2 separate regions of the Homo sapiens genome follow, and region 1 is linked to region 2. A link is a contact called in ENCODE Hi-C or POLR2A ChIA-PET data. All regions are on one chromosome and are shown on one strand. Each heading gives the region's core, a stretch centred on a gene start or an enhancer-like site at or near the end of the contact. The rest is flanking DNA. Distances are from core to core; before and after follow the strand shown. Region 1 overlaps LOC100287329 (a long non-coding RNA gene). Region 2 holds the start of HCG20 (HLA complex group 20).

Region 1 (5,209 bases), core at 1,923-4,422, 800 kb before region 2:
TTTCCTTCTCTTGTACCCCTGTCCTTGTCCCAAACAACTCAAATCATACTTGTCCCAGTATACGGACTTTCCAGCCCATCTGGCAGGTTTCACATCAAGAAGGTCCATTATATATCCCCTTCATCGGGGACATTCTGGTGTTTGCCTCTTGTCCAGGTGAAAATATTAATGGATCCCCCTTCCACTCTTGAAAGTGTCCTAGTTTGGAAGATAAATTTTTTGGTCCCCTTACTCAGAGATGATGCTGGACAGTCAAGTATGATGAGGTCTCATCTCACTCCTGAAGGATGCCCTCCATCTCTTCCTGACTTCAGGTGGCTTCCACAGAACAGATTTATATAACCCCAAATAAACACACATTCCAGGATCAATGTGGCAGACACCTTCCAAAGTTTTCTACAAAGGAAGTTTCAGAATTCCACATGGGTGAGGCTTAAGGGTGGTGACTTAGGGTGGGGTGGGGACAGCTAAGGGACTTGTTCTGAAGCTGCATTTGCAGAGCCAATACATTATTTTAAAATTGTTCCAGGCCTGGTGCAGTGGCTCACACCTGTAATCCTGGCACTTTGGGAGTCTGAGGTGGGCGGATTACTTGAGGTCAGGAGTTTGAGACCAGCTGGCCAACATGGTGAAACCCCATCTCTATAATAAATACAAAAATTAGCCAGGCGTGCTGGTGCGCATCTGCAGTCCCAGCTACTCGGGAGGCTGAGGCTGGAGAATTATTTGAACCTGGGAGGCGGAGGCTGCAGTGAGTCAAGATCGCACCACTGTATTCCAGCCTGGGGGACAGAGCAAGACTCTGTCTCAAAAAAAAAAAAAAAAAGTTTCCAAAATTTTTTTCCTTTTTATTGATATGTAACTTAGGTATGAGGTGGACACCTCTTAAGTGTACAGCTGATGAATTTTTCCATCTGTATGTAGCCACCACCCAGCTCCACGTATTTTCAGGTCCCCAGCAGGTTCCCTCATGCCCCCTCCCTGCTGATACCCTCCAAAGATAACCAACCACTCTCTCACTTTTATCACCATAGATTATTTCCTCCTGGTTTGGGGCATCATATAAATGAAATCACACAGAATGTACTCATTTCTGTTTGACTTCTTTCAGTCAGCATTATGTTTGTGAGATTCATATACGTGGTTGTATGTATCAGTAATGTTTTTAAAAAAAATTATGATGTAATATTCTATTGTATCAATATATTCTAATATATTCTGTTGATGGGGATTTGGTTTGTTTCTAGTTTTTGTCTAACACAAAAAATGTCTAACACGAACATTCTCATACATGAGCCCATTTTCACTTAGCTTGCAAGTTACAAGGTTTAAAAAAAGCAGTTTCTAAAGATGACTTTATTCACTTTTCCTAAGTTTGAGATAATACCAACTTGTCACCTCAAATATTATTACTGCTACTGATGTGATTTTACTTGGAGAGTGTTAGAGGGGTTGGAGCTGGGGCTGGTGGTGACCCGGGGTAAAGCCCACTGTTGCATGGGGCAGACCACTTCTCTCCCCAGGCACAAGGTCCCTGAGGGGTCTTGGTGTAACATGGAGGGACATGTAAGTAACATTCTGGGTGTGTATGAGCTATTTCTCCTGTTCTTCTCTACTTGAGGACCTGCCCCTTTGCCTTTTATGCTTTACTAGTCTTAGCTATTATTTCTGTAGGGGCAGAAAGGGGTGATCCCTTCCTGACCCATCATAAGGGTTATGGCCAATACTCCTATAATAAAAGACAGATTAACAAGAGAAAAGCATAATACATTTATTTAATCAAAGTTTTAGGTGACATGGGAGCCTTCAGAAATGAAGACCCAAGGACCCAGGGGAAAACTATTTTTATGCTTAGATTTGATGAAGAATGAACAGCTGTGCAGAAATGTAATTGAACAAAAGGAGTATCATCTAATGGTCACAGACTGGGACTGGGGGGATCCCAGCAAGGCCTGGCCATATTCTTCTTGGTCTCTCTGTACAGCATTCCTTCCTCCCAGGTATAGGGCAGAACCTCTTCTGGAATGAGGGTCTTATAACCTACTATCAGATGAGATAGGTCAGAAAATTTCTTTTCCTTTTTTTTTTTTTTTGAGACAGTTTCTCACTGTCGCACAGGCTGGAGTGCAGTGGCACGATCTTGGCTCACTGCAACCTCTGCCTCCCAGGTTCAAGCTATTCTCCTGCCTCAGCCTCCCGAGTAGCTGGGATTACAGGCACACGCCACCAAGCCCGCCAAATTTTTTTTTGTATTTTTAGTAGAGACGGGGTCTCACCATGTTGGCCAGGTTGGTCTTGAATTCCTGACCACAGGTGACCCACCAGCCTTGGCCTCCCAAAGTGCTGGGATTATGGGCGTGAGCCACTGCGCCCAACCTTCTTCTCATTCTTTTAACCTTATTATCTCTTGTGTCAGTGTGGGTTTCCCTTTTAGCCCCTGCTCCTTTCTTTTTCTCTGTGTTGCCCTTTCTCTCAGGGTCCTTTTTGCTTCCTGTTGTCTCTTTCTGCTTCTCTAATGGTATGAGCTGATGGACTGGGACCCCAGCTGAGCTATATTAAAATATAAAATGTTATTACAAGGCCAGGAGCAGTGGCACATGCCTGTCATCCCAGCACTTTGGGAGGCTGAGGCGAGCAGATCACAAGGTCAGGAGATAGAGACAATCCTGGCTAATACGGTGAAACTCCATCACTGCTAAAAATACAAAAAATTAGCCGAGCATGGTGGCACGCGCCTGTAATCCTAGCTACTAGGGAAGCTGAGGCAGGAGAACTGCTTGAACCCAGGAGGCGGAGGTTGCAGTGAGCCGAGATCGTGCCACTGCCCTCCAGCCTGGGCAACAAAGTGAGACTCCATTTCAAACAAACAAACCAAAAAACAAAACAAAACAAAACAAGCAAACAAAAAAAGGTATTGCAATTAACAGTGAGACACAGAGAGAAATTTAAATTAAAGAGGAAGAATGGGACATTGAAAGACAAAAAAGGGAAGGCAAGAAGGGTGATGGGGAGACATGAGAGACACAGAGGAAGGAAGGGTAAGACTGGGCTGAGGCTCAGTGTCACGTGCATGTGAGATATGCGAAGGATGCTCCTTGAGATGGGCCAATCTTGGTTTCAATCTCAGTTTCGGAGGTTGTATGAATTTGGTTTCTTTCTTGGGCAGGCCAGCAGTTGGTTTGGGACTTTCCCTGGGTGGGAGAGCTGATGACTGGAGTCTTGTGCCCCAGACTCAGGGAAATACAGTCTTTATAGTGGTCTTTGTGGAGAAACTAGTGAAATCTCTGAAGCCTCCAAATGAGACTGAAATGACATTAGCTTCAAACTTGAACTTAGCCTCAAAACCTGAATTGGGATTTAATACCAACATCAACCCTAACCCAAATTTAACCTCAACCCAAATCACAACTCAAACTCAACCCCAACTGTAACCCTAACCTTAAATCTAAACACATCCCAATTAATAACCCCCTAAATAAAACTTCTCCTCTACCCCAACCCAACCCTGTTTCTAGGGCTAATCTTGAAACCAGTTTACCACCACTCCTAACACTAAACTTAAATCTGACTCTAAATGTAAGTCCAATCTGAGCCACAAGCCTAAAGTTGAACTTTATCCTGCTTTATGAATTATTCATCCATTCCTCCATTTAGTGAGTATCTGCGTGCCTAACACATGCTGGGCATTGTCCTAAGGCAGGAGGGACATGGAGGCAAAGGGATCAGAGAAGGTACCAGCACCTGTGGAGCTTGTATTCCAGTGAGGCCAGACGGAAAAGAAAGAAACTGAAGAAGAAATTGGTACTATGAGAAAATAAGACAGGCTGATGTTGTAAGAGTGGCAGGGAGCTACTTTTAAATACAGTAGTCAGCAAAATCCTCTTTGAGTGTTTGGGTGGCACTGGAGCTGAGACCCAAATGACAAAAAATAGTGACCAGGTAAAAGTTTGGGAGCAAAGCATTTCAGGTAAAGGGAGCAGCTACTGCAAAGGCTGGAAGGCGGAACCAAGCTGGGGGTGTTGACGACAAACAGAAGGCCAGTGTGGCTGGAGCAGAGAGAGAGACTGGGAGGCGGGTGGGAGATGAGGTCAGAGAGGAGGGCAGGGGCCAGGTCATGCAGGGCCATGCAAGAAGGGTAAAGCCTCTAGATTTCATCCAGCCACAGGAAGCCTTTAAAGGTCGTCAGAGTGTGTGGTGCGTGCATGCGTGCGTGTGTGTGTGTGTGTGTGTGTGTGTGTGTGTTGCAGGGGAGAGAGGGGGAGGGAGAGAGAGAGAGAGAGAGAAAGAGGGAGGTGAGCAGAGGTGATTGGATTTTTTTTTCTTTTGACATGGTGTCTTGCTCTGTGGCCTAGGCTGGAGTGCAGTGGCACCATCATAGCCCACTGCAACCTCAAAACCATGGGCTCAAGTCATCCTTCCACCTCAGCTTCCCAAGTATCTAGGACTACAGGTGTGTGCCACTGTGCCTGGCTAATTTTAAAAAATATTTTAAAATTTTTGTTGAGACAGGGTCTATGCTGCTCAGGCTGGTCTCGAACTCCTGGTTTCAAGTGATCTGCCCATCTTGGCCTCCCAAAGTTTTTTTTTGTTTGTTTGAGAGGCGGTTTCGCTCGTTGCCCAGGCTGGAGTGCAATGACTGATCTCATCTCACTGCAACCTCTGCCTCCTGGGTTCAAGCGATTCTCCTGCTTCAGCCTCCCAAGTAGCTGGGATTACAGGTGCATGCCACCATTCCCGGCTAATTTTTTGTATTTAGTAGAGATGGGGTTTCACCATGTTAGTCAGGCTGATCTCAAACTCCTGACCTCAGGTGATCCGCCTGCCTCAGCCTCCCAAAGTTTTGGGATTACAGGTGTGAGCCACCATGCTGGGCCAGCCTCCCAAAGTTTTGGGATTACAGGCATGAGTCACCACACTGGCCCTGGATTTTTTTTCTTTCTTTTTTTTGGAGACGGAGTCTCACTCTGTTGCCCAGGCTGGAGTGCAATGGCGTAATCTCAGCTCACTGCAACCTCTGCTGCCCGGGTTCAAACGATTCTCCTGTCTTAGCCTCCTGAGTAGCTGGGATTATAGGTGCATGCCACCATGCCTGGCTAATTTTTGTACTTTTAGTAGAGAAAGTACACCATCTTGGCCAGGCTGGTCTCGAACTCCTGACCTCAGGTGATCCACTTGCGTCGGCCTCCCAAAGTGCTGGGATTACAGGCGT
Region 2 (4,833 bases), core at 2,087-4,586:
AGTAGATTTGCTCACAGATTGAAGGAGGGGAGAGACAGAGAGCATGACTGCAGGTAAAAGAAGCAATAAGCACACATGAAGGCCTGAAGCTGGACGGAGTTCTGGCGAGGAGAATGCCAGATGGAAATCCACCGGAATGTAATGTTAGCTAATTTGGGTTATGGAATTATTGGTGCTTTTTATTCTCTTTTGTGTATATTTTGCATATTACAGATTTCCCACAACAAACATGTACTATTTTAATCATGGGGGTTGGGGGGGGCATTGCTAGTTTTAACAAAATAATAAAGGATGTGGGGAGCATGGGTGTCTGGAGGAGGGGTGCATTCCAGAGGGATTGATGACACGAGCGGTGACTAAGTCCTGCATGGGGGAGGGCAGGAGGCCCATCAGTGGGGCTGGAACAAAGCAGCAAGGATGACTCACAAAAGACACAGCCGAAGCCAGTGCATCAGGGCCCGTGGAGGTGAGGCTGGGGAGTCGGAGGTGATATGAGAAGTCGCAGGGAGCTACTGTCAGACCAACTAGGCAGGGACAGCCTACACCTGAGTAGAGGAGAGGATGAGGAACCAGAGAGAAAAAGCTCCCCTCAGCAGTCCCTGTGGGGCTGGTACAGGACCTTGGGAACCTGGTAAGGGCAGAGTCCTCCTTGTTACTTTCCAGGCACGAAAGGGTTAGATTGTCCCGTGCTTTCTGCCCCCACAGCGGAAGTGGAAGCTGTGGTTTCCAAAGGCCCTTCCTGATCTGCAATCTCTGAGAAATCAACTAAAGAGATAAAGTCAAAGGTTGGTTGGTGGTGTGCAGTGGGCGCGGGGGTGGATCACAGGCAGGAGTTGGAAAATTGAGGCCTGATGCAAGCTCTAAGATCCGCCCCCACCCACTCCTGATCATGAGTGATAAGCACCCCACCACCCACTCTGCCACTTGGCCGGGATTTCCCCGGAGCCTGTGAAGTATTCCCAGGGCTGGGATGTGACTTGGGAGGAGGTGGTAATTGGCTCCTTTCTCCGCTCTGAGCTGGGCCTCCAGGAACTGCCTCCACCACGTCCCCCTTCCCCTCCAGGGGAGTTACTCAGCACAGTCTGACTGCTCCACCTGAACCCTCCTTAGCATCACCCACTCACCTCACACTCCTGACCCAGGTGCTGCCTGCTCATAGCCAGGGCACAGAGATGAGGAGCAACTTCATCCCAGTCTTCTACCCAGCCCCAAAGCTGAATTCCGCAACAGGACCTGGTCCTGACCCTGCTCCCATGAAGAGATGCAAAATCACACTAAATCTTCATGTTAAATCATCATATGTATCAAATGCCAACCAGTCAGTAAGCAGCCGAGGGCACGCTGTCCACAGCCCTACAGCTAGGCCTGTGCTGCTACCAGGGTGCAGAGGCAGGGGCCTTGAAGAAACAGCCCCAGCCCCTAGGAATGCTATTTGCTGTTGGAGACAACAAGTTCTTAATAAAAGCCACATCAACCCAGAAGACCTGAGTCATCTGAGAGAGACCATTTGCGCCTCTAAGCCTCAGTTTCTTCAATTGTGAAATGGTAATGACAGCTAGTTTAGAATTAAATGATGCCGTGTATGAAAAATAGATGAGAGACTTAGAAGGATCCCGTCCTTCCACAGATACTTATTCCTGGGCCAATGCTCAGGATATAAAGATAAAGTAAACAAACGTAACAGGCCTGATCCCTGCCCTCAAGAGGTTCCTCAAGTTGCTGTTATTGTTGACCCAATGACAGCTAAATAAATGAAGGCCACTCATAAAAAGCAAATGGAGGCTCCGATAGAGTGTGGCCGATGGTATTTTCCAAAGTTGGGTGCCCCTTTCCACTTGCTCTCCTTGTCCCATGACTGACACTCCAGGTAGGGGCCATGTTCCCTCTCTTTGAATGGGAGCGGGGCTGTGACTACTCTGACCAATAGGGTAGGAGGGAGGTGATGCAGATCAAAAAAAGATGAGGTTATAAAAAGAATGCAGCTGGGCACAGTGGCTCACACCTGTAATCCCAATACTTTAGGAGGCTGAGATGGACAGATTGCTTGAGCCCAGGAGTTGGAGACCAGCCTGGGCAACATAGTGAGACCCTGTCTCTACAAAATAATGATAATAATAATACAAAAATCAGCCAGGCATGTTGGCAGTAGCCCCAGCTACCAGGGAGACTGAGGCAGGAGGATCACTTAAGCCTGGGTAGTCAAGGCTGCAGTGAACCATGACTGCACCACTGCACTCCAGCCTGGGCAACAAGAGTGAAACTCCGCCTCAAAAAAAAAAAAAGCAGTTCATGCCTGGTTCCCTCACAGCAACCCAGCCACTATGCAAGAGAAACTCTAACTAGACCACAGGTAGAAACCCTGAGGTCCCTGAGCTAACTGCCAGCATCCACTGCAAAGTGTCTGCAGACGATTTCAGTCCCCCAGCTTTCGAGTCTTCCAGCTGCAGCCCCAGATAACATGGAGCAGAGACAAGCCATCCCCACTGCGGTGTGTCCAAATTCCTGGCCCACAGAATCCGTGAACGTAATAAAGGGTTGTCTCATGCCACAAAATTTTGAGGCAATTTGTTGGACAACAAAAAATAACCAGAACACAGAGGACAAGCCAGAATGAGCAGCACATAAGTCGAAGGAGAAAGTACCCTAGAGGTGTTAAGAGTTAGTCAGAATGGAAGGACATTAACTGTGGAAAGCATTACTAGACCTCACGTCACCATATGGTTTTGTACTCTGTCCTGCTGTGAAACTCTTCCTTCAAAGGCCACCAGCAACCCCCAAAGTGACAAATATACAAATTCCCTCTTGTTTAAACTATCATCTAGGCCTGCGCCATGGCTCACACCTATAATCCCAAAACTTTGGGAGGCTGAGGCAGCAGGATCATTTGAGCCCAGGAATTTGAGACCAGCCTGGGCAACACAGTGAGACCCCCAGTCTCTAAAAAAATGTTTAAAAAATTGGCTGGGAGTGGTGACATACACCTGTAGTATCAGCTACTCAAGAAGCTGAGGTGAGACGATCTCTTGAGCCTGGGAGGTCAAGGCTGCAGAGAGCTATGATCATGCCACTATACTCCAGCCAGGGTTACAGAGCAAGACCCTCTCTCCAAACAAACAAACAAACAAACAAACAAAAAAACCCTCACAAACAAACAAACAAAAAACCCTATCATCTGTGCGCCGAAGTCCCCCACTCCAATAGCTACATACCTAGTCCTATCTTTTCACCTGAACTCCTGTCTTGTAGCTCCAATTTCCCGCAGTCACATGCCAGTTCCTTATTTCTTTGCCACCTCAAATCCAACACAACCAAAATGGATTCACTATCATGGACACTGTTTGGGCTCAGGTCCTTTTCACCAGTGAGTCCACTCACTTTCCAGCTTTTGGGAATATCAGCTGATAACCACACACAATTGTCCCCTTTTCTGGAGAATTGCCCTGGGCCAAACAGGAGCCAAGCCCTCCTCCCTTGCACACACTCTGGACAGACTCCCAGTGGCTGCCTGACCTTAAAGCAGATCTACAAAACGCCAGCCCCCATGCCTCCAAGTGCAATTGACTGGTGCAATTTGCTGCCCTGAGCTTCCCCATGAGCTCAGGCTGAAGCTCACATCCTTGCTTAGCCTTTTTCCCTTCCCTATCCTGTTTTCTTCAGTCTTTCTCCTGAGAGCCTCCCGCAGTGTATCTCTTGAACAAAAGTCCCCACCCCAGGTTCTGCTTCAAGGTAGCCCAATCTAAAACACCTGCTGCCGAGTGCAGTGGCTCACACCTGCAATCCCAGCACTTTGGGAGGCCAAGGTGGGCAGATTGCTTTGAGCTCATGAGTTCAAGACCAGCCTGGAGACAGGCTGGACACAGCAAAATCTTGCCTCTTCAAAAGATACAAAAAAAAAATTAGCCTAGCTTTGTGGCATGCGCCTGTAGTCCCAGCTACTTGGGAGGCTGAGACAGGAGGATCGATCGCTTGAGCCCAGGAGGCAGAGGTTGCAGAAAGCTGAGATTGCACCACTGCACTTCAGCCTGAGTGACAGAGGAAGACCCTGTCTCGAAATAAAATAATAATAATAATAGGCCGGGTGCCGTGGCTCATGCCTGTAATTCCAGCACTTTGGGAGGCCAAGGTGGGCGGATCACTTGAGGTCAGGAGTTGGAGATCAGCCTGGCCAACATGGTGAAACCCCGTCTCTAGTAAAAATAAAGAAATTAGCTGGCCATGGTGGCACATACCTGTTACCCCAGCTACTCGGGAGGCTGAGGCAGGAGAATCACTTGAATCTGGGAGGCAGAGGTTGCAGTGAGCTGAGATTGCACCATTGCACTCCAGTCTGGGCAACAAGAGCAAAACTCCATCTCAAAAAAATAATAATAATAAATAAAACACCAACCAAGCCAAGTTTACTTTGTTTACCCTGTTGCTATGAGACCTGTCTCTCATCACCCCAGCCTACAACTCCCTTTCAGACCAGCCATCAGTTTGAATACATTTTCTAGCAAATGCCTCTCATTCTTCCTCCTCATTCCCATTGTCCCCATGTAATCACTGTTCAGGAAGTCAGGGACCCCAAACGGAGGGACCAGCTGAAGCCATGGCAGAAGAATGTGGATTGTGAAGATTTCATGGACATTTATTAGTTCCCCAAATTAATACTTTTATAATTTCTTATGCCTGTCTTTACTGCAATCTCTAAACATAAATTGTGAAGATTTCATGGACACTTATCACTTCCCCAGTCAATACCCTTGTGATTTCCTATGACTGTCTTTACTTTAATCTCTTAATCCTGTCATCTCGTAAGCCAAGGAGGATGTATGTCGCCTCAGGACCCTGTGA

Evidence for each region. Hi-C counts contacts between places; a loop is a spot of excess contacts on that map. ChIA-PET counts read pairs that join two places held with the same protein, here RNA polymerase II (POLR2A). Pooled maps may share reads with other maps.
Region 1: a loop to region 2 is called in a map with no recorded cell type, with 4 times the contacts of the local background. The contact joins the enhancer-like site here to the promoter of HCG20 in region 2. A Hi-C loop is called at or near these places in 4 of 37 single-sample maps with no recorded cell type and 3 of 50 pooled maps. POLR2A ChIA-PET finds 5 or more read pairs at or near these places in 1 of 52 experiments (GM12878).

The regions. Positions count from the first base shown.
Region 1 is chr6:31,566,679-31,571,887 of GRCh38, reverse strand. The region is part of intron 1 of LOC100287329 (a long non-coding RNA gene); the gene reads left to right. It also overlaps a transcript of LTA not described here. Among named protein-coding and RNA genes, the nearest start is that of LTA, 3.0 kb to the left of the region's middle. Within about 2 kb of position 3,172, at least 7 of the 41 ENCODE cell types and tissues checked have a DNase peak (open chromatin) inside an H3K27ac peak, as active enhancers do.
Region 2 is chr6:30,765,328-30,770,160 of GRCh38, reverse strand. It overlaps HCG20 (HLA complex group 20), which reads right to left and starts at 3,336. Exons shown (of 4, transcript NR_138037.1): 1 at 3,210-3,336. RefSeq lists enhancers at 1-459, 460-991, 1-1,075 and a silencer at 847-1,026.